Regions from separate parts of the Mus musculus genome. Here regions 1 and 3 are each linked to region 2. The links are chromatin loops, found by intact Hi-C in ENCODE. Cell type or tissue: heart. All regions are shown on one strand.

The links. A loop is a pair of places that touch in the nucleus more often than their neighbours do. Peaks named below come from ENCODE experiments on the same cell type or tissue, not always from the same donor. Only the 100,000 strongest peaks of a DNase experiment are listed, where the experiment ranks them.
Region 1: it touches region 2 in a loop (2.4-fold over the local background); 7 of 42 quality-filtered maps call a loop at or near these places.
Region 3: it touches region 2 in a loop (4-fold over the local background); 12 of 42 quality-filtered maps call a loop at or near these places.

The regions. Positions count from the first base shown.
Region 1 is chr3:145,755,641-145,763,640 of GRCm38, reverse strand. Ddah1 (dimethylarginine dimethylaminohydrolase 1) reads right to left here and starts at 4,949. Exons shown (of 6, transcript NM_026993.3): 1 at 4,477-4,949. The coding sequence starts at 4,779. In heart, no CTCF peak of the experiment used is centred here; DNase peaks (open chromatin) are centred at 4,930 and 6,310; H3K4me3 peaks cover 1,944 bases; H3K27ac peaks cover 1,655 bases; H3K27me3 peaks cover 386 bases.
Region 2 is chr3:145,901,736-145,909,735 of GRCm38, reverse strand. No RefSeq gene overlaps it. Among named protein-coding and RNA genes, the nearest start is that of Gm35187, 15 kb to the right of the region's middle. In heart, a CTCF peak has its summit at 4,049 (motif pointing right); no DNase peak of the experiment used is centred here; H3K4me3 peaks cover 225 bases; H3K27ac peaks cover 1,115 bases.
Region 3 is chr3:145,643,477-145,651,476 of GRCm38, reverse strand. Ccn1 (cellular communication network factor 1) reads left to right here and starts at 1,492. Exons shown (of 5, transcript NM_010516.2): 1 at 1,492-1,747; 2 at 2,042-2,255; 3 at 2,600-2,944; 4 at 3,066-3,280; 5 at 3,509-4,506. The coding sequence starts at 1,685. The coding sequence ends at 3,811. Gm17501 (a long non-coding RNA gene) reads right to left here and starts at 1,400. Exons shown (of 3, transcript XR_003954574.1): 1 at 557-1,400; 2 at 1-94. In heart, CTCF peaks have their summits at 2,074 (motif pointing left) and 3,254; DNase peaks (open chromatin) are centred at 696, 1,436, 2,156, 3,186 and 1 weaker place; H3K4me3 peaks cover 3,894 bases; H3K27ac peaks cover 3,260 bases.

The sequences.
Region 1 (8,000 bases), 150 kb after region 2:
GGAAGCACTGCTTTGTTCTGGTTCTTCCCACCCTCTGGCTCCTGTGGTCTTTCTACTTCTCTTCTGTGATGAGGAGGTGTTCTGTACTGTCCCCGCCTATCATTTACATCTCCATTTCCTCATGTGGGTTTATTACCTTAAGCTAAGCCTCTATCCTCTTCCTAAAGAGGTCCATAAAACTGAAAATGATTGAGGAAATGATAATTAAAGCCATCATCAGTCTGCAGGAAGAGACTGCAGGAAGAGTGGGGTGGTTTTCTCCTAGACAGAATTATCCCACTGGCTTGGGAAAGGATAAACTTGCTCTTATTAGGGAGAAAAGGCCAGAGGATACATTTCACAGTTTAGTTTGAACAAGCTGTGTCAGTTAATCATTATTTAGGTGCTAAGACCCTTCTGAGAAGAAAGTAAGAAAACGGTTCAGTAGTTGTTGTAAGAGTAAGGGAAAGGCCATGACACACACACACCCTCTGGTACACCGAGAACTTGTGCAATCATTATCTACACAGAAGATTTAATCATTAAAATGTCCCTCAATCCTCACTCTATCTTCAGTCCTACTCTGGCTTTAGATACTTTGTTTATTGGACTTTGACTTCAAAAGTTGACTTTTCTCTTTAAAGTACACTGGATCCATTTGAAGCACGATTTGCTTCTCCAGGTTGATTTGTTTCCTAAAAATTAAACCTATTAAAAATATCCCCACTTGGGAAGACACAGAGCTGTCAGTGACTGGTTTGCTGACTTTCCATACACACAGTTGTCGTCACTAAATCTGCAGCTCTCTGCGCAAAGCTTCTGAGCTCCATGAGTCACTGGAAACCCAACTGAGGAAAACACTGTTTTCTTAGAGAAGCTATTTAAATTTGGGTCTTCATTCTTTCTTCTAAGGAAAAAAAGTTATTAAATACAGCACAATGCTTTGATTAAGAAATAAATATTTTCTCGAGACTTTTTATTAAAAACAAAGCAATAATAAATGACAGGAAGATTCAGGGAAGAGAGGGCTAAAGTTATAAACCACCTATGCTCACAATGAAATGTTTGCAACTCCACCAACTCTATCTTGAGTAGAACTGGGTGTGATGGATCATGCTTGAAATCCCAGCATTTGAGAAGCAGAGATAGGAAGACTGCCACAGTGTAATACAGACTGGGCTACACAGCCAGCTGCAGGTCAACTGGAGCTACAACCTGAGACCCTATCTCAAAATAAAATCCAAATCCCTCATAAGGGAAGAGAAATAAGGTTGGCTAAATCATGGAAACATTTGTTCGACAAAGTATTTTCTGTGTGTCTCTCCCATATTAGGCTTTGGAAACCAAGTGTGAAACAATGTAGACAAGATTCCAGCTCCTAAGACAGTAGAGGGGAGGGTAAGATAACGATACATCAGAAAGGCCAGGGTGGGGGTGGGGTGGGGTAGGGGAGAGGAGTGGAGAGCACTCATAAGGAAAAATGGTTCAGGTCAGGGAAGGTGATGTCTAATATCACAGACAGCAGGACCAGAGCTTTGGAATCCTGCACACCTGAGTTCTGACTCTGGTTTTATTGGAGCCACCCCTGTAACCCTGGGCAATCTATCCACTTTCTCTGACTTAGTTTCATCAATAACGATACTGTTGAATGAGCATTGATGAAATGCACGACACAGACCTGGCAGTTTGTGGCCAAGTGGCAAGCATCCAATAAATGTTAGCTAAAATGGTATTAATGGTGACAGCAGGCCAAGGACAGCTAGGCAGAGGGAAGAGGAGGAGGGGAGAGGAGGAGGAGGAAGAGAGAGGAAGGAAGGAGAGGAGGAGGGAAGAGAGAGGAGGAGGGAGAGGTGGAGGGGAGAGGGAGGAGGAGAGGGAAGAAAAGGAATAGGAGTTGTTCCTGATAAATGTGTTTCCAATAAATGAAAACCAGAGAGGAGGCTCTGGGAATGAAAGAACAGAATCTGAGCCAAGTGTTGGGGGGTGCTTTGAGGAAAAGATGTAGAAGTGAAGCTAAAGCTGGAAAGGCAAGCAGAGCCCAGGTCAGCAGTGGCCAGCTCAGCAGTGGCCCTCCAGGAACTTTGTTCAGGGGAGAATCAAATTTGAGTTGACCTTGGCCTTGGTGTGGAAATGTAAGAGAGAATAAAGCGGCCAGGGACAGGAATACCAATGATGGGATTTTTAAAACAACTGCTGTAGGTTTTCACACACCACACACACACACACACACACACACACACACACACACACACACACACCAACCACTGCATCTAGATCCAAAAAGGACCCTGGAGTTACCACTTGCTTGTCTGTTTACCATTTTGTTGACTTACTGATGGATTCACTCATTTGTTCAATAAGCATCTATACTGAAGCTCATAAGTTCTTCATCCATCTATCCATTCATCCACCCAATGAGCATCAATAACTGAGATTACTATCAGCTTGTCTGTTCAGTATTTCATTCATTATCAACACTTGATTCAATTCAGTAAGCATCAACACTTGATTCATTAAGTATCAACACTTGAAGTTCAATACTTTTCGTTCATCTCAAACATCCATGTATCCATTTATCCATTCATCAGGCATCAATTCCTGTGAAGGTGGCACACCGCGCTGTGAGAGATATTAGCGAGCATCACCCTGCATACCCCTGTTTGCCAGGAGCACCCTACCCAACCATGACTGTCATCTCCTCTCCAGCTAGGAGGTGCCTTACCTTACCCTATCAACACAGACCCATATGTGCAGGAGTAAAAGTGCTTTATAGAGAGATCATGACAGTGCCACTGAGCAGATCAAGATGTAGCCCAAAGCATGGAGGTGGCTTGCCTTCCCTCCCCCTGGGAAACAGAAGCTACAGCTCAGAGGTAGAATGCTTACCTACTGTTGGCAAGGTCCTGAGTTCAATGCCCTACACAGAGAAGGAAAACACAACAAGAGTTCTGCGTGACCTTTGGCAAGTACGGGTCCACTGAGCTGACTACAGAGTGGAGTCAAATTCTGACATTTAAAATATCAAAATATCACCAGGAGAAAGATCACTGCTAGCTCTTATATTGGAAAATCCGAACTTGGAAAGTTAATTGCACAAATAATATGTTATTTGTGTTCCATAGAGATGAACCTTCCTGAAGTAAGATGGACTAAATAAGGGCGATTAGGGTCAAGAGAAGAAAGGAAGTCTTGTTAGACGAGTACCATTTTGAGAGTTTTGACGTCTATTTTATCTATTTAGCATCCCAACCTATCCACCATTGCTACATTCATATTAGGTTAAAATAGAGTGGAAGCCATTTGTATAGGTCAAATTGGAAAGGGAAAGTGGACAGGCTAAGAGAATGATACCTGCTACTTTTGAAGTGTAGAGAGAAGAGCTACCTAAATGGCAAATAGGTAGACTTTGATTATACTCAATCTCTAGGATTTCACCAGGCAAGCAGATCAAGGGTGGAATAGGCATATTTAAATCATAAGCCCAAAGAACTACTTGCAATGCGACAGAAAAGTGAAAAAAAACAAACAAAACAAACAAAAACAAGGAAGAAAACCCCTCAGATAGGAAAAAAACCACCTGCATCGTGTCACACTGCTGGATGCCAAGAGTGTGGGAGAATCTTAAGGCTGGGCTCTTCTCTGGCAGTCAGAAAAATCCCAGGCCAGATGGCATTTTAAAATCTAAACTCGTGTGTCTGTGCCTCTCTCCCACTAACCTACATTATTTTTAAAGCAGTTACAGCCATTTCTACAAGATACGATAATGTGTTGGCCCCTTGAAGAAAACAAAAAGCAGTCTTAATTGCAGAGAGAGAGGGGAGAGAGAGATTAAAATGACAGAACTTATTAAAAAAACAAAAACAAAAACCAAAAAACCTCCCATTGCTAATGAAACGGAGCACCCCGCAGCAAGCACAGCTTTTCAAACCCGGCCCATTCACAAACACATTTAAACACAGCTCACTAACAAAACGCTGAACACATTCGCTTGCCAGTTCTTCAAGACTCACTCGCCACCACTGAAAAGTAACTTGAATTCCTTGGGTCTCTGGGCATAGTCTCTGCCTGGTGTCACCTGGTCCGCCCTGCCAGGAGCTCCCCCAAAGGAATCCCTGCAGGACTTGGGGACCCCCCCCCCCCAAGCCTCCACCTGCCCTCCGGGAGGACCCTTCTCTGTCCTCACTGGCAAGGAAACAAGAGTAGCATTGTCCTCAGCGCTGTGTAATTTGCAAGATAGAACCTCTGGCGCTCTGGGTCTCCAGCCCAGCCACCTGCCCAAGTCCTCGTCACTACACTCCAACTGAGATCGACTCAAAGGCTCCCCGACTGCGAGGAGGTGTGAACAATGAAGTTATCTGGCTCGGATTTCCCACACCCAGCCACGCCGCCCGGAGTCCGGCGGTGGGAAGTTGGGAACTGAGCCCGCGGGGTCAGTTCCACGAGCGTCCCCCCTCGGCCGCGCCCCTCGCGTCGTCTGCCCGGGGGCTGGCCCGTTACCTCCTTCCTGCGGCTGGGCGCCCCGGGGCGGGTGATGAGGGCCGTCTCCTCGCACACGACGGCCACGTCCTCCACGAACACGCAGTCGGGCAGGCTCTCGTCGGCGGGCAGCTGCACCACCTGCAGCCCCAGCTTGCTGCCCAGCACGCCCACGTAGAGCTCGTGCTGGCGCTCGGCGCGAGCGAAATCCACCTCCTCGCCCTGCGAGCGCCTCAGCGCGTGGCGGCACAGGGACTCGGGCGGAGCCCGCACCACGGCGTGGGTGGCCCGGCCGAAGGCGGAGGGGTGGCCGAGGCCGGCCATGGTTCGCGCGGAGAGGAGGCGACGGTGGCTGGGTTTGAGTCGGTGGCTCGGTCCTCCCGAGAGCAGCGCGCGCCCAGCCTGCGAGCCTGCGAGCCTGCGAGCGCCCGGCGGCTCCTCTTGGCAGCCGATGAATGTGCTGCTGCGGGAGCCCGGCTCGCGCCCGGAGCCCTGCCCGCGCCACTGAGCATGCCCAGAGCTCCGGGCGCCGGCCCAGCGCCCGCGGGCCTATTCCTATGCTCTCCGCATCTGCCGCAGACCGGCCTGGGTCAATCGGGATGCGGAGGCCAGGGACTTAATCAGCAATGACTCCCTCCGTGGTGTGTGTATCCCACCGCAGGTGCACGCCTCACATGGTCCCCATGAGGACCTGGAAATTAGGCAGTGCTGAACTGGACCTGCTGGAGAAGACTTCACGGTCAGGGGACCAGGTGAAGGGCGATTGTTTATGGATAAACTTTCCCTTTCTCTTCTTCTCTTTTTATCCAGCACGTGGAACCTCGGTTCTCAGCGTGGCAGCCTGTCTTCACCCAAATTACCTCGACTTTCTCCAAATTGACCAACTGCCCCACGTGAAACTCAGTATAGTATAAAGAATGCATTTCTTCCCACCCAGGAGAAAGTAACCCAAAAGACAGACACACAGTTACAATAAGTATCTAGGAACAGTGATACTTCAAGCCCACAAGGCAATTTAAAGTGGGAAGAATGCCTCTTCTTGTTTTCTCCGTTTTTCTTTAACTGCACTAGGCTTGTCATTCAATAAAGGAGTGTTTATCTAGAAACCAGCACACATACCTACCCTATCTCATCCCCATTCGAGGCTGAAGGCACAGAGATAGGGTGAGGGATGGTACTGTGGGCTTTAACAATGTCCTATTCCAGGCTTCCCAAGATACACTTCAAAGTCACTGTTTTAATAAACCTGTGGTCACAACAGACCTTGGGCGACATTTCACCCCTGATGAGCTTACAGCATCCATTCCGAGAAGGATCAACCACCTCATCCAGTCCCCACAACTACCTTAAACAACGAAGACTGCAAGAACCCAGCTGTATCTCACCAGGGCAGTGGGATTGGCAAAACCCTCGCCCCCCCACCCCCCACTTCCTCTCGCTAACATTCTCATCAGGACTCCAAAGATGGACTTGGGAGTCTCCGAACCCCGTAATGAAGCCACGTGGATGAAGTCTTTATCTGCTCTTCACCAACACGCTTCTTTTGAGGACTGGTGCTAGAGCTTAGTCCCCGGGGACGCCCAGAGCTTTTGCCCTAAAGCTCAGGTAACAAAGATTGACCCTAGAATACTTTTCTCAGTGCAATCAGTTCTGAAGAAAATGTGATTCCAATGTGTTTATTTCCAGAGCCTGCTAGAAGCAAGGAGCTAGCATTTTGTTCCCACAATAGAACTCTGCCCCCCCCACCCCCCACCCCCGCGGTCACAATTCAGTTCCTTGACCTTCGGAAGGAGATTCCAGCTTCCTTACAGCCTCGCCCTTCCTGTGGGAACACACCTTTCGGAATTCCTGTCACTTCTCGACCTTCCCTCTTTGCCGCTCAAGAATCCGTCCTTTCTTTGATGGTGATACAAAGCCTGTTCTTTTTCCTCTTTCACATATCAAAGTTTAAATAATCCAGGGGGTGTGCTCTTCTCAAGGAGACCACCTCCAAAATTCTGAAATAGTCTAAGGCGATAGTCTCCTCCCCCACGGGGTGCAGCACACTACTAACGTACAGGTCATTTCCATAATCAAGTATTATAATTGAACGAGGTGTGGTGGCTTGCACCTAAAACTCAAGTCCGATTGAGGCAGAGGGAGGCTTGAGGCTAGCATGGTCTACACAATGAGTTCTAGTTCAGTAGAGGATACATAAGAAGCTCTTGTCTTGGGTAAGCCACATATATTTATAAGCATACGTATGTATTTATACAGACACATATGATTTGACTGTGACCTTAGAAACCCTCTCATTTGATTATTTTGTCTAGTGTTTTGAAACCCAGCTGTGGCATCCAGTATCCGCGTCAACCTTTTGCTTGTATATTTTAAGCCCTGTTTAACAAGACCAGAAATATTCCATGTCTGAGGATCTATCCTGCTTAAGAAGTTCTTCGGTTTGAACTTCAATCCCCTTGGTCTCAGTTCTGCCTCCTGATGAAAGGGGCAGCGTTCTTTCACAAGCCGCTATTCACATATTTGAAGGCAGTGCTGTTATCTCTGCAGTCTGTCCTGACCCCTGCACTCTTGAAGCCTGATCTAGCAGGAAGCAGCTTCTGATTTGGTTTCACAGTCCTTTTAACATTCTCATGTTCTTCCTTTTGATGAAAACCAACTTGGCCATATCCCTTCTAAGACACCCAGACAAAAGATGATTGTCCCTACGCCTGACTGACGGACACGATGGCAGTTTAATCCAGATGGGAATATGCTCTTCTCAAGGGGACCATCTTCAAAATCCAGGCTGTACTTCTCCCTCGTGTTCTGTAACATACGACTAATTTAAAGATCATTTTGATCATTGAATAATATTTTTGAACCAGGTATGGTGGCTTGCACCTGCAGTCCAAGTACTAGCACCTGTGACAGGTGCACTGGTGACAGGTACATCCCATGACAGGTGCACCCCATGACAGGTGCATCTCTGATAGGTGCTAGGCTCTGTCAATCATGCATTCATTTCCCCAGTGCTCTGGTGCCAAGGCCCATGCTCCAGCCATCTTACAAGAGCTCTGATACTAGCTTTTAGAATTTCCAGGAACAAGTTCATCTATGCCATCCTATAGGGGTTGTCCCAGAAGAGCCCACAGTGGATAGGGGATTCCTTCTCTCCCTTAGCCCAAGGATGGTGTGGTAGTTTGCATAAGCTTGGCCCAGGGACTGGTACTATTTGGGTGTGTGGCCTGGTTGGAGGAAGTGTGTCACTGTGGGCATGAGCTTTAGCTACCTGGAAGTCAGTCTTCTCTTAGCAGCCTTCAGATGAAGAGTTAGAACTCTCAGCTCCTCCTGCACCATGCCTGCCTGGATGCTGCCATGTTCCCACCTTGATGATAATGGATTGAACCTCTGAACCTGTAAGCCATCCCCAATTAAATGTTGTCTCTATAAGAGTTGTCTTGGTCACAGTGTCTGTTCACAGCAGTAAAACCCTAACTAAGACAGATGACTTGAGTTTATGTTGATATAGCATCTTCCAGATTCTAAAATAAGGGCTTCAACGAAGG
Region 2 (8,000 bases):
CCAGGCGTCAGCAGAATTGGCACGAGTCAGTGGGAGAGACCAGGACCACCAGGGACACCAGGACAAGTTCTCAGCTGTGCCTCTCTCAGTGAGGAAGCAAGACCAATGACATGTCGCAAAGCTAGCTATGTAAGCCCCTGTCATTGTCTATTTATACTTTCTCCAAAACCATGCGCCTTCTACAGTTCTTACCTTAGCACGTGCCTTGCCTTAGCACGTGCCTTGCCTTACCACGTGCCTTGCCTTACCACGTGCCTTGCCTTAGCACAACTCCATGTGAGTCTGCATCAGCGGACATCACTTTGTCAGTTGGCCGGAGTCTCCAGAAGCAGCAAGAAGCCACCAGAACACCAACAGAAGCTTTTTGGTGTATTTCTCTCTATGGAGTCACCACAAATGGAGCTCAGCTATGCAAGGTAAGGGGAACCAATACCCACATGTGTCCTTTGACACACTTACTTTATCAAAACATTTTTTTTTTATCCATGTCTGCTTCAGGAAAACTTTCTTTTACATGTCTGTTTTAACAAAACACCTTTTTTTTTTTTTTTTAAACCTGTGTCTGCTTTAGTGAAATTTCTTTTTTCATGTGTCTGTTTTAACAAAACATCCTTTTACTTATATCTGCTTTAGAAAAACACTCCTCCATGTGTTTGCCCCAGCGAAACATCATTAGACACAACTGGCTTTCTAAGGAAAACCAAAGTTTCCACTTCAGAATTGCATCTGCGCTTAGGAGTTTTGGAAGTAAAGCTGATAGGTTAGCCCAACGCCTTGCTTTCTCCCCTTCGGGATGTGCTTGTCTGCTGTGACCCCAGGTTTACCTGACTTCCCCAGGCAGCTTCTGACCCCACAGGGATCTTGCCCTGGCTCTGCTCTGCCTTCTACAGTCATTTCCAGATTGAAGTCACAGTTGTTTATATACAAGAAAGGACTTCCCTCTACACTTTATCAGTACTAAGTGTGATGTTTTGGACTTGGGTACATTTCTCATAAGTTTGGGGTAAACTCAGGGTAGAAGGGAAATACCATCACGGAGCTATCTCACAAAGTCTTCAGAGCTGTCCGAGAGTGAGGAGCTGGCATAGCCAAGCACTCGCCAATCTGAAGAGATGATTCTTATGTGGTGTGGCAAAATCATTTATGATTAAGTTCTCTAACCGAATGTACAAAGACAGATACTTGAGTGCCAAAGTCATAGTTCTTGGTTGAGATGTTTACCTGAGGGGGGGGGGGAGTCTAGACAACACACACCAAGATAAGAGTCCTCACTCAGAAGAGTCAAATCTGTATTTCAGTCATGCTGGAAAACCAGCTAGTTTCAGAATGCCCCCAGTTCCCCGACAGACTGGAGTATAGACAGCAACCAAAATCAACCAACCAACTCTCTAACCAACCCACTGTCTAATCATCCAACCGAAACACCAAGATAAAGGTAGCATTTTAACTGACAGACAGTATTGTGACATACAAAGGGTCCTTCCAAAGATAAGGACTTCTGTGTGCAGTTCATGTGTACCATCTCCATGTGTGTGTGAACACCAATGCCTGTATGTGTGTTTGAGTAAGCATGTATGTATGTTGGTATGTATGTAGGCCCAAAAGGGCAAAAGCAGCAAGCTTTCTCCAGTGCTGACCCATCTCTCCACCCTCATTCAGTGCTGACCCATCTCTCCACCCTCGTTCAGTGCTGACCCATCTCTCCAGCCTCATTCAGCTTTTTATGTGTGTGCCAGGGCTCTGAGCTCAGGTCCTTCTGTGTCTGTGGCAAGCACTTTATGCATTGAACAACCCTTCTGCCCCCTGTTTGCTTTTTTTTTTTTTTTAGGGTCTCACTAGGTAACCTAAACCTGGCTTTGAATTTATAATCCCTCTTGCTACAACCTCCCGAGTCTTGAGATTAAAGATAGATACTTCCATGCCCAGATATCCCAAGTTTTAGATCGAAGTTTTGAGTTAACAAAGCACTACCAACACCCACAAGCTTATGGTATAATGGTATTTCCACTTCAGTGAAGAAACATCAGGAGCCTGAGGGAGGAAGTCAGTGAGCCAGTCCACAGGGCCAGATTCCGGGTGTCCCACGTGCAACCATGCATGGCTGCACAGCACACCATCATCTTCGTTTTTACTTACCTCTCCTAGTTCCCACTCTTGGTAAGCTGTCCACCTTCGTGGAACAGGAGGGAACATAAGAACACCCTTTGCACTATTGCACAACGTTTCTGCAAGTCTCAAGATAAAAAATATAAAATGAAGCCTGACATATTCTTTTAGTGTGGATGGTGGTTTTTGCAATTCTGAAGAGAATCGTAAAAGCAGCGTGTATAGCTAGGAGTAGAGCAGCATTTTATTAAAGGACCCTCCCTGGGCAGCGATTTAGTTGTTTCTCTTCTTTATTGGCTCTTAGGACAGCACCACACAGCATGGATTCTCGGACCATGCCTGGTCCCACTACCATCATCATCATCATCATCCTGAACATAGACTTTCTGACAAACATCAATAACTACAACCCTTCCAGATCCAACTCCATCAACGCTCCAATGACTCTTCTCTGCTCACACACACACCCCTGCTGTCGGCTGGCTCCCCAGCCCACCCCCTCTGCTCTTTCAGTTTTTTTTTTTTTTTTTTTTTCGAGACAGGGTTTCTCTGTGTAGCCCTGTCTGTTCTGGAACTCACTCTGTAGACCAGGCTGGCTTCGAACTCAGAAATCTACCTGCCTCTGCCTCTCAAGTGCTGGGATTAAAGGCGTGTGCCACCACTGCCCGGCTTCCCTCTGTTCTTTCAATGTCCACAGGCCACTCTCCATTTCCAGTTGGGTCAAGGTCAAAGAGCCGTGCTTCCAATGGCAGTAGATGTCCGGCAGGTATTGAGGTTCAAGCAGATACGCCTCAGGATTTAATATCTGTTCTCCAGCCAACAGCACGTGTGACATTCTCAGCGGCATGGACTCTGAACAGGTGGCTGTCCCATCTGTCTTTCAACAGATCAGAGGGAACGGTGGCAAAGGGCAAGGCTGGCTTGTAATGAGGGCACCTCTGGCAAGGAGATATCCACCCCTACTTTCTCTGTTGGATGGCAATATTGTTAAATCTCTGCTCCCAGTCTCTAGTCTCTCCTAAGCAGGGTACTGTGTTCCCCGCTGTCTCATTCTTTGAAGCACAGCTCGTGTGTTTGGAGTCTTGGTTCTTAGCTGGTGGAGACATTTTAGGAAGCTGTGGAACCTTTGAGAAGCAGGGCCTAGCCGGAGGACGTGGGCCACTGAGGGGAGTGGCCTGAGCTTTGAAGTCCAGCCCAGTTCTGGCTTCACCTCTCTTCCTCTCACTCTCTTTCCCTTTCCCCCTTCCCCTCCCTCTCTCTCTTCTCCCTCCCTCTCTCCTTCCTGAATGCTGGTGTGAAATAGCCACCTCACTCTCTTGCTTCTACAACCACAAGCCATGGTTATAAATATAAGCCATTCGTGAGAAGTCGTGATCCCATTTCCTCCTCCTCCTCCTCCTCCTCTTCCTCCTCCTCCTCCTCCTCCTCCTCCTCCTCCTCCTCCCTCCTCCACTCCTTATCTCCAGCCTCCTTGGTGTTGTAACTATTTCTTGAACACCACCAGCCTAGGCATTCTATGTATACTGGCTCCTGTCTAACTTCCATCCTAACCAGGAGGTCGGCACTATGTATCTACCGTATAAGTCTTTACTAGTGTGTGCCTTCCTGTCTCAAGCTGTAAGAATCTTTCTAGATGATTCTAAATTGTGTTAAGCTGACAATTAGAGCTATCACCAAGATCACAGGTGGCTTTTGTGCTCTCCATGTCTTGAGATAGCCCCAGGCCTAGGCACATCCTGACAGCTTCCTGCCCTCCCCTGGTCCTCTTGGTGCCACGTTCCTGGGTCTCAGCAAAGTAGAAGTAAGGAAAGGCAAACAAAAGGCAGATTTCTCAGCTTCACTGCGAAGCAGATTTCTTGCAGGTTAGTTCTTTGGTGTTGGGTAGCGGTTCTAGTCCTTTCTTGCTTCTCTGGACCAAGAGAGTCACCGAGAAAACAAGTATGCCACCACCAGAGGGCGCTGCGACCACACAATTTTTTTTTTTCTGCAAAAACTGACCTCTGCAAACATAGTTTAGATTTCTTTTGTTTCTGAGGAGAAATTAAGGGTTGCCCGTGGTGGTGGCAGTAGTGGGGGCTGGGCAGGCGGTGAGAGGGCAGGCGGTGAGACACGAATTAATACGGAGAAGCAGAGATGGGAAGTGTAGCAAACACTCTGCAGGTGCCTTGCTGTGTCATTATTTGAAATTTTCAACTCTGTTGGAACACTTGCTTTCAATATCGAGCAGAGGACGATGCTGAGGAGAAGGGCTGTGCTGCCGAACAGAACTGGGTGACAGCCCCAGATCTATGCTCAGTAAATCTGTGACTACCCATGGGGGCCAACGAGGCCTGGAACTTTCTGTGTAGACAAGGCTGGCTTCAAACTCGGAGAGATTGGCCTGTCTCTGCCTCCCCAGTGCTAGGATAGTAACACCGTGCTGCTAGACCCTGTGGCCGGCCCCTAGTTTTCTCAACAACGCCATGAGGCATTTGTGAGAATTAAAGGAATGAGGTTATAACATGTCCTGGTCCCAGAGAGCCACAAGAGTGCAGCGCTATGACAATGATATATTACTTAAACCTTAAAAACAATCCTGTGTACATGTGTGTGGTATGCATGCAAGTGTGTGTGTGTACATGTGTGGGTACAGGTGTATGAGGCGTGTGTAGGGCCCAGATTAACCCTGGGAGTTTTCCTCTATCACTTTACACCCTATTCGTAGAGGGTGGGTCTCTCAGTAAGATCTAGAGCTCACTGGTAGAGCATCTAGCCAGCCAGCTTACCCCACGCGGTGGTTAGCTTTAACTGCCAACCTGATGTAGCCCAGGGTCATCTGGGAAGGGAGTCTCAATTGAAGGAGTAGCCGAATCACATTGGCCTGTGGGGATGTCTGTGGGGGGTTGTCTTTGTTCTTAGTTGCTGTAGGGGAGCCCAGCCTACTGTGGCCTGTGGTCCCGGGTTGTCTAAGAAAGCTAGGTAAGTGTGAACCCATACGGGAGCCAGCAAGCATTGTTCCTTCATGGTTTCTGCTGCAAATTCTTGCTTGGGTTCCTGCCCTGGCTTTGCTCCGTGACTGACTGTGATCCAGAAGTGTAAGTCAAATAAACTCATTCCTCCCCTAAGCTGCGGGTCTCAGTGCTTCATCGTGATAGCAGAATAAGGACACCAGGACACTGTGCCAATCCCGTCTCTACCTTCTGAGCATGGGAGTTTCAGGTGGGCAGTCATGCCTACTCGGCATTCCCGTGGGTGCTGGGGTCCACACTCTGGCCCTCGTTCCTAACCAGCAAGTGTTCTAACCATTGAGCCATCTTTGCAGCACATTGACAGGTTTTGGCTTTATGTGGCTCAAGAAGGCCCCAGCTGTGGCTTATTGTGGCCTGCGGTCCAAAGCTGAAGAGCTGGTATGAGAAGGAGTACACGTATGTAGGGGAAGGAGTGCATTTTGGAGAGTGGGATGGAAGAGAGCAAGCTACGCCACGGAAGAGCCACTTGCTTCTTTAGATCAGTGTCCACCCTGGCAGGAGGGGCCCAGCAAGAATCCACCTGTGATGCTGCATTTGAGAACCCAAGAGCCGGGCTGCTATGCTGTCACAGGAACTTGGCTTTCCTGGTACTTGAGTTCTAGAAAATGGAAAAGGAGTGCTTGCTCTTTTTTTCTTCCTTCCTTCCTTCCTTCCTTCCTTCCTTCCTTCCTTCCTTCCTTCCTTCCTTCCTTCCTTCCTTTCCTGTCTTTATGTCTTTCTTTCTTCCTTTCTCTCAAGGACTGCAATGCTAAGAGGCATTCCACAAGCAATCATTCACAAAGTCCTATTTTCAGGGTTGGACTCTGTCAATGCATTTTAACCACAAAAGAGAAAGAATTCTAATTGGAGGGTAGGGTAGTTTCAGGAATGGCGGTTTCTGCGCTGTGTAGTGGCAGGTGCTGGTGAGAAGCTGATTAATCCCATTCAATAAATAAGAGGTTGCGTTGAGCAGCGGCACGCTGGGTACCAAACACTTAGGTATAATTCCTCTTATTTCATGCCCTCATACCCTTTGAGGTATGCGAGGGACGGAGTGTTAACTAAGATTCGGTTTTACTTTGTGTGTATGTGTGTGTATGCTTCTGTGTTCTGCCGTGTGTGTGTGTGTGTGTGTGTGTGTGTGTGTGTGTTATATGGGCACATGCATGTTTAGGTACGCTTGCCCGGTGTATGCGTGGAGACCAGAGGGGGCTATCGGGGGACATTAGCTCTTTTGCTCTCTCTCCTTTATTTCTTGGAGATACAGTCTCTCTCAGAGCCTAGAGCTAGGCTAGTCAGCAAGCTAATTTGCTCTTACTCTGTTCTGCTTTCAAAGCATTATGGTTTCAGGTATGAGTGTGGCTATGCATAGCTTTGTTCTGTGAGTGTTTGAGATTCTAATTGAGGTCCTCATATTACCCACTCAGCCGTCTCCTCAAGTCTGACTTTTGAGTCTAACCAATATCTAGTGAGTGCAAAGGAGTACCTCACTATGATTTAATTTTCTTTTTAGATTTATTGATTTTATGTGCATGAATGTTTTGCTGACGCATAAGTCTGTGCACCACGTGTGTACCCGGTGCCCGGGGAGGTTAGAGGAGGGCACTGGATTCCCTGGAGCTGGAGCTAAAGATGGTGTTCAGTCACCATAGAGGTGGTGGGAATTGAACTTGGGTCCTCTGCAAGAACAAGTGCTCTTAAGTGCTGAGCCATCTCTGGCTCTCACTGTGAGTTTAGTTGGGACATTCTTGATAACCAGTAGCATCAAACATCTGCCCACATGACTAATGACTAATGGTTATTTATTTGTAGATATTCTCTGGAGAAGTATCTCTTCAACCTTTTGCCTGTTTTCAAACTGTTTTTTTTTTTTTATGATCAAGTCAAAGAATTCTTTTTGTATTCTAGGAATGTCTTTTTTCTGGTACACAGTTTGTAAATTCTTTCATTTAGTAAATTTTCTCCTCACTTCCTCATCTGTATCCTTTGAAGCACAAATGCCTTCCGTTTTAACATGCCAAGCTTGTTTTCCATTTGTTGCTTATATTTTTGGTATCATAAGAATTTAACGACAAATCCAAGGTTGTGAGGGTTTACTAGTAGGTTTTCTTCTAAGATATTTATTATTATTATTATTATTATTATTATTATTATTATTGGATTCCTGGTCTCGAGTAAGCTATGCTTGCCTTGAACTTGCTATGACATCTGTCACAACCGTGGACTTCTGGTCCCATTTTCCTACCTCCCAGATGCTAGGATTACAGGAATGTATCACTGTGCCTAGTTAGTGCAGCTCAGTGACTCTAACCCAGGCTTTAGTCCTTGCTAAGAAAGCACTGTTAACTGGCTCACCCACAACGCTCCCAGGAACCTTACAGTCCTAACATTAGAGTTCTGATCTGTTTTGAGTTGAATTTTATCTGCGATGTGAGAGGGAGGATCTAGCTTCACTCCTTTGCTTACGGGCATACGTTTTCTTCTCTCCCCTGTTCCACAGCCTCTATACTCCTGTTGAAAGTAAGCTGACTGTAGGCACCTGGGTTTGTTTCCACGTTCTCATGTCACCTGTTCATCTGTAGTCTATCCTTACGCAATCCTTCACTGACTCGTTACTTCTGAAGTTTTAAAACTGGGATACATGAGTCCTCCAACTCCACCCACCACCACCTTTAGTGATGTCTTCGCTGTTTCAGGCCCCTGATGCTCCTATAGAAACCTGTAAAACTTAAAGCTTTCAGGGTTGGAGAGATGGTTCAGCTGTTAAGATCACTGGGCTCTTCCAGAGGACCCAGGTTCAATTCCCAGCACCCACATGATGGCTCCATCTGCTCTAACTCCAGAAGTTGTCTTTCCATGTGTTCTGTTCTTTGATTCCTTTAACAATTTCATCCATTCTCAGAATCT
Region 3 (8,000 bases), 260 kb after region 2:
TCTTCACTGGAGTGTGCGCAACAGCCTCTCCTTCTCACTGGAGTCATTCATAGAACAGGCAACGCAGGAGGCTCTCTTAAGCAAGATCGCGAAGCTGCAAAGGCAGAGAGGCCCTAAATATTAAAAATGAAGAAAAGCTATCCCAGTTTATGAATGGCATTAATAACCCCAAATAGGGTCTTGTGTGGGAGGGGTGTCTTCAGTTGTATGTTTAATAAGATCTTAAAACCCAACTTCCTCTATTACAGTGTTGCCTTCTAAATCCCTCATGTCTCGGAACTTGGAGGGAGCCACTGCACTACCCTTGAAAAAGAAGGCTTCTAAGTGATCCAAAACAAAGGAGTTAAACACATGGACGGGCCCAGACACACACACACACACACACACACACACACACACACTCACACACACGGGGGGGGGGCAAACAAATACACACAGCGAGACACATAGGGGGCGGTGGGGGAGGGTGTCTGCAAACACCCCGAGTCTTTTTTCCAGCTATCCACAGGGCACAATGGTCCTGTTAGAATCTGTTTTGTCCCGGTAGCTTTTGCACCTGGTGATTTCAGGACAAGTCACTCCACGGTGGTCTCCTCCGCTTCTGCTTTGGCTGCTCAGTTTCCACCGCCGCCAGTCCAGGGAGAGAGGCCAGGAGGGTTGACCCGGCCTCCGGCATCCGTGAGGAAGTGGACGTCAGGCTCCGGGAGAACTCTGCACTCGTTTCCTCTTGGATTTCCAATGCAGGCAGTGGGCTGGAACTAAAACTGGGAACCTCCAAAAACAAACAAGTACAACATACCAAAAAAAAGGGGGAGGGATGAGGGAAGACCTCTGGCTGGAAATATGCCAGCGAAGAGGGAAGCTTCCCTCCCCCCCCCCATTCATAAATGCCACTCCGGGTATTAATTTGCAATACACTTCTCTTGGCTAATAAACATCATGCCAAAGCTTTGGGACTTGATCCGAGCATGCCTCTTTGAAGTCCACAAATAGATCCCTGGCTTAGAAACCAACTCCCCCTCCCCTTTGGACTCTCAGTAGATAACTTTACTCTCACCTTGGTTGTAAACAAGCAAACAGCTCGCTGCCTTTCCCGGTAGGCATCACCAAACAAAACCACTTTTGTTCCTCTGTCTCCCGCCCTCCCATGTCTAGGCAAAGATCTGAAGGGTTCACACCAACACATACACCACGCCCCCCCCCCCCATATACCCTCTTCAATCAAAATCATCACCCTCGCGCCCCAAGCATCCCGCCCTCCCCAAAGGAAGTTGTTATTTAAAGTGGAAAAAAACGAACTTTTTTTTCTCTCTGATGGATCTGAGAAGAGGGGGGAAAAGGTGCAACGGAGCCAGGGGAGGTGCTTGGCAGCAGCCCGCGCCAACCAACATTCCTGAGATGTTTGAGAATTCTAGAACGCGCCGACAGAGCTACGTCACTGCAACACGCGGCGCCTAGGCAGGCATTATAAAGGGCGGGCTCCCGGCGCTGGGGCAGACCGTGAGCGAGAGCGCCCCAGAGAAGCGCCTGCAATCTCTGCGCCTCCTCCGCCAGCACCTCGAGAGAAGGACACCCGCCGCCTCGGCCCTCGCCTCACCGCACTCCGGGCGCATTTGATCCCGCTGCTCGCCGGCTTGTTGGTTCTGTGTCGCCGCGCTCGCCCCGGTTCCTCCTGCGCGCCACAATGAGCTCCAGCACCTTCAGGACGCTCGCTGTCGCCGTCACCCTTCTCCACTTGACCAGACTGGTGAGTTGGATTTTTTTTTTTAACCACTGCTTCCCGGTCTGCCCTCATCGATTCCTTTCCCCGGGCCATGATCTTTCACCGCAGGGAAAGTTAGACTGAAAAGTTCGGAGGTAGCTGTTGCTTTATGCCCAGGGGGCCTCTTCCTGGGACGCAGCCGCTGGGGTGGTCAGGCTGCCGGGACGCGATCGAGACACTTCTGGTGGACGGAGCCCCACAGCCAGACCTAGGCTCAGGGCAGTTTACGTGCCTCCCCGAGCAATGCAAAGCAATCTCACGCGCTTCTCCCTCTTGCAGGCGCTCTCCACCTGCCCCGCCGCCTGCCACTGCCCTCTGGAGGCACCCAAGTGCGCCCCGGGAGTCGGGTTGGTCCGGGACGGCTGCGGCTGCTGTAAGGTCTGCGCTAAACAACTCAACGAGGACTGCAGCAAAACTCAGCCCTGCGACCACACCAAGGGGTTGGAATGCAATTTCGGCGCCAGCTCCACCGCTCTGAAAGGGATCTGCAGAGGTAAGAGGCTTGTGGTTTGGCCCCTTTAAAAAAAATAATAGTCCCCATAGTCCAGAAGTTTAGTAATTTTGAGACCATGTATGGTGGACGCTTTGTTGATGGTAGCTTGGCAGAAAGGCACATGATTTCAGCAGTCTGGAATGCAATTCAGAGTGTCTGGGCCCAACGAAAAGCGCATACGGAAAAGTGATTCCTGACTAACTTATTGTTCAGCTCTGGAGTCTCGGGGGAACTGTAGGGAACTTTACCATACATTGAATTGAACAGCGGAAAATATGTATGAGTTTCAGCCTGTGGCGGCGAATCTTAACCTTCTCCTCTCTCTCTTTTGGTCGTCTTTGCAGCTCAGTCAGAAGGCAGACCCTGTGAATATAACTCCAGAATCTACCAAAACGGGGAAAGCTTCCAGCCCAACTGTAAACACCAGTGCACATGTATTGATGGCGCCGTGGGCTGCATTCCTCTGTGTCCCCAAGAACTGTCTCTCCCCAATCTGGGCTGTCCCAACCCCCGGCTGGTGAAAGTCAGCGGGCAGTGCTGTGAAGAGTGGGTTTGTGATGAAGACAGCATTAAGGACTCCCTGGACGACCAGGATGACCTCCTCGGACTCGATGCCTCGGAGGTGGAGTTAACGAGAAACAATGAGTTAATCGCAATTGGAAAAGGCAGCTCACTGAAGAGGCTTCCTGGTAAGTGGATATAGAGTCCTTAAGACACTGTGCAGAAATGCTTTCTTGGTCTGCAACTTTGTAGAAACCAGTGTGTGTATGCAAGCATCTAAGAAGCCTTCCATTTCCTTTATCTTTCTAGTCTTTGGCACCGAACCGCGAGTTCTTTTCAACCCTCTGCACGCCCATGGCCAGAAATGCATCGTTCAGACCACGTCTTGGTCCCAGTGCTCCAAGAGCTGCGGAACTGGCATCTCCACACGAGTTACCAATGACAACCCAGAGTGCCGCCTGGTGAAAGAGACCCGGATCTGTGAAGTGCGTCCTTGTGGACAACCAGTGTACAGCAGCCTAAAAGTAAGTTTCTTTCAGGGCTTGACCGTGATGACCCCACAGGTGGGTGGGATATGAGCCTCTGTTCAAAAAAGAAAAAAAGAAAAGTCCATGATATATCTGAAAAGAAATTGTCTTTATGAAGCCCAACACTATGTACAGTGGTTAAAAGCATACCTCCAAACAAACAAACAAACAAAAACAAAAAAACAACAATCCTCATTCTTGGCTTTCTTTTGTTCTTTCTTCCAGAAGGGCAAGAAATGCAGCAAGACCAAGAAATCCCCAGAACCAGTCAGATTTACTTATGCAGGATGCTCCAGTGTCAAGAAATACCGGCCCAAATACTGCGGCTCCTGCGTAGATGGCCGGTGCTGCACACCTCTGCAGACCAGAACTGTGAAGATGCGGTTCCGATGCGAAGATGGAGAGATGTTTTCCAAGAATGTCATGATGATCCAGTCCTGCAAATGTAACTACAACTGCCCGCATCCCAACGAGGCATCGTTCCGACTGTACAGCCTATTCAATGACATCCACAAGTTCAGGGACTAAGTGCCTCCAGGGTTCCTAGTGTGGGCTGGACAGAGGAGAAGCGCAAGCATCATGGAGACGTGGGTGGGCGGAGGATGAATGGTGCCTTGCTCATTCTTGAGTAGCATTAGGGTATTTCAAAACTGCCAAGGGGCTGATGTGGACGGACAGCAGCGCAGCCGCAGTTGGAGAATGCCAAGGGGCTGATGTGGACGGACAGCAGCGCAGCCGCAGTTGGAGAAGACTTCGCTTCATAGTACTGGAGCGGGCATTATTGCTCCATATTGGAGCATGTTTACGGATGACGTTCTGTTTTCTGTTTGTAAATTATTTGCTAAGTGTATTTTTTTGCTCCAGACCCCCCCCCCCCTTTCTTGGTTCTACAATTGTAATAGAGACAAAATAAGATTAGTTGGGCCAAGTGAAAGCCCTGCTTGTCCTTTGACAGAAGTAAATGAAAGCGCCTCTCATTCCTTCCCGAGCGGAGGGGGGACACTCTGTGAGTGTCCTTGGGGCAGCTACCTGCACTCTAAAACTGCAAACAGAAACCAGGTGTTTTAAGATTGAATGTTTTTTTATTTATCAAAGTGTAGCTTTTGGGGAGGGAGGGGAAATGTAATACTGGAATAATTTGTAAATGATTTTAATTTTATATCAGTGAAGAGAATTTATTTATAAAATTAATCATTTAATAAAGAAATATTTACCTAATATCTGAATGTATGTTGTTTGGTATTTTTAGAACCCATCCAGGCAATCAGGAACAACTGTTCTTGTCAATCATTCCAACAGGATTTTTTTCCCCTGAGGACCTACTATGTGTCAAGAACTACTCTAGGTGCCCTACTTGGGTGACAGTGAACTGTTAGGAAAGTGGCTGCCCTTGCAAATCTTTAGGGAACAATGGTGGCATATAAGCTGTCAGCTTGGAGGGCGAAGTACTGAACACGGGCATTTGTGAAGCAGAAAAAGGAAGCAGAAATTGAATTTGTTAACCTAAAACAATGATTTATTTTTACAAGGATTGAAATGAAAGCCTAAGAGTTACCCCATTACCCCGAACAAGTGCGGCACTTGTTTCTTATTTTAGCTTCGGGGTGATTCTGTGTGTGGTGCAAGTAGAGGTGGGGAACCTTTTAGTAACCTCTGACCACAGCTGCATGGATGAAGTGTATCTAAAAATTAGAGAAGCTGCTTCAATATTTTACCATTGGCTACTAGCAGAAGCGAGGGGAAATTCCTGGGACCTATTGGGTCGCTGGTTTGTTAATAGATGAGCTTGAAGCAAAGACTTGTGTTAATCCTAATAAGCCAGTGAGGAATTTCAAGGGCTTTCCAGTTGCTAAAGGGCCAGGGCTGCCCACCCCCTTCCTTTAATAGCACACATCATATTGATGGCCGAAGGAGCATTTAGATAGAGTGGGCTATCCAGAGGTCAAAGGCTAGACACTGAGCATTCTAAAAGAAAGGGGCTGACTGTGGTCTAGGAGAGGTAGAGACAGCTGCACTAATGTGTGTGAAAAAAAGCCAGCAGCCTGTGTTAGAAAAATCTACATCTTTAGAAAGCGCTGACAATAAACCTTTTATAGGAGAAATTTTCCTTTCACCGGCAGTCCTGGCTCCCATTCAATCCACAGTGAGATATTGCAGTCTGCACTTGAATCCTTAGACATAAGAGAAAGTGTTTTGAGAAGTGGGGGAGGGAGACAGCTCTTGGGATTGTATAAGGGAGTTTTCTAGATAGATGAATTAATAATGGTGATTTAATAAAGACCTAAAAAACTAAAATAGAATAAAATAAAATAAAATAACAAAACAAAACACTTTCTCGGCATCTGTCTTAGAGCTTTCGAGATGAATGGCTAGGACAATCTACAGTCAACAAGTCTCTAATCTTGACAGTACCCTGCCTGAAATACTGCAGATTGTACCTTCAGAACTGTGAGTTTTTCTCACCGAAGGCACTGGCATTTTATGGTATTTGGGACTTAAGCGCCACCTGGCCTCGTTGTGGATTGCAGCTAGGCTGGTCAGTGTGTGATGCTAACATGCGGAAGATGATGAAGGCATGAGGATTTTGTGAGGGCAGTTCTGATGGACAGATCTTGGAATCCATAAGCAATACCCCCAGTATGAATCCTGAATTGTTGCCTTATGTCCAGAGAGCCCACAGACTCTTCCTGTCTGTTCAGAGACCACAGAATGATGTTGTATGGATCCATGGCATGGGTAAAAAGACAGTGTCTGTGCAAAGTGTCCCAAATGAGGGACAATGTAGCTGAGAAAAACAGTGGATCTTTGAAAGGCCATTGATCTCCATGAACTTACAGTGATGGTGCCAAGTACGTTCAGTTACCACAATGATATGTAGAGCGCAAATTATGCCCCTTTATTTGGACAGGAAAGTACAACAGAAATATAAATACAGTGATACAGAAAATACTGAAGAACTCAAAAGCAGCCAAGAATGAAATTACAGTCCTCAGACCATACAAGATCAAGTATACCCGGAGTAGATCTTGTTTAGTTCCATTATTGTGAAGACAAAAGCTACTCTCTTTACAGATATGACATGGAAGTCAACTGTATCAACATGCATTGTGATGTATGTACTAACGACAGTATACCAGCAACCATAATAAAGACCCCCTCATGCCTCTCTCCCCATCATCCCGGCTTTGTGATTCTGGGATGGTTTTTTGTTTTGTAGACTTAAGACCAGAGTGTTATAGAATGACCTTGGAGTCTTAGGCATTCTATGAATTTTAAGAAATATTCTATGAGACACGAAGCAGCCTGATCATTGCTGGGGTGCTGCCTCATATGAATGCTATGTACTCGCCATTCCACAAAGGGACACAGCTAAGTCAAAATTAGAAAAGTATACTTTAGGGTTATTTTTTTCCAGTAGTGGGGACATATTCAATCTGTTCACAATGTCTTCTCCTAGGCTTCTGTTACTACTGGAAAGTCCATTGAGTGATAGGCAGCATAGGTTATCAACAACACAGTCTCGGGACAGCAGAGCTGCGTCCTGGGCAGAAGGACAGGTGACTCAGCAGAAAGACTGCCACACAAGATTCAGAGACTACTTTCACGGCCAGCTCTGTCCTTAGCTTGCTAGGTGCTTCTTAACCGTGTGAACATGAGGAGATGGCTTTCGGAATTGTTTTTAAAGATTTGTTTTTATTTTATGCGCATCTGCGTTTTGCACTCTGTGATGAGTCCCCTGGAACTGGAGTTACAGACCATTGTGATCAGCCATGTGGGTGTTAAGGATGAAACCCTGGACCTCCCTCTATAAGAGCAGTAAGGGCTTTTAAATTCTGAGCCATTTCTGCAGCCCCAAACTTTAGGCATTTTTTGGGGGGAGGGAGGGAAAGCCCAGACAATTATCCTATACTTTCTTTGGTATATTCTTCTTCTGCCTCCTAAGCTGTTGCTTTAAAGTACATGGATCTGTAAAGTCAGAGCTGCCCAGGTCTTCCTATGGTTCTCACTCCCATGAAGCCTTTGGAAATACGTGGCCAGAACCTCCCTCGCCATCCCCTGCATGCTCTTAGTTCCTGAGGCCGTGGAGGTCCCTGCACCTCACAGTGCGGGTCCACACTTTCCCCTCACAGAAACCCTCTGGAATCCATGCCTCATGAAATGTGCTGTCCTAAGAGATGATTTAAATCAGAGCACACATTTAAAACACAGTGATATAAGTGTCCTAAGATCAGGCGTTTGTGATAATTTCACCGGTAACGATTCACGTCTATGGAATCTTACAAAACCCAATTCCATTCACAAATCCTCAAATGTATTTTTTTTAGAGTGTTACAGTTCCCACATACTCTGCTCATAAACGCTCCTGAATTGACCCCTTTCTCCTTTGTGCAAACATGCACACCTAAGCCACCATCTCTTGCCTGAATTGTTGGTTGGCCTCCTCACTTGCTGTATTTCCCAGCGGTGGCTGCAAAGGCATTTTCCATCCTCCCTGCATGTCTGTCATGTAGCCCATTGCTTCCACCCCAGTCAGTGGAGTATGTCTCCTATTCTCTTGACTTCAAGCGCTTCATTGCCTGCTCACAGTGGAATTCTGGGGTGCTCACTTCCTCTCTCTCACAGAGGAGGGGTCACGAAAAGGAGGACCACTCTTCTGATCTCTGTGGACGACCAGAAGCCCAGTATCCCATGAACTGGTCCTAGAGAGTGAGTTGGC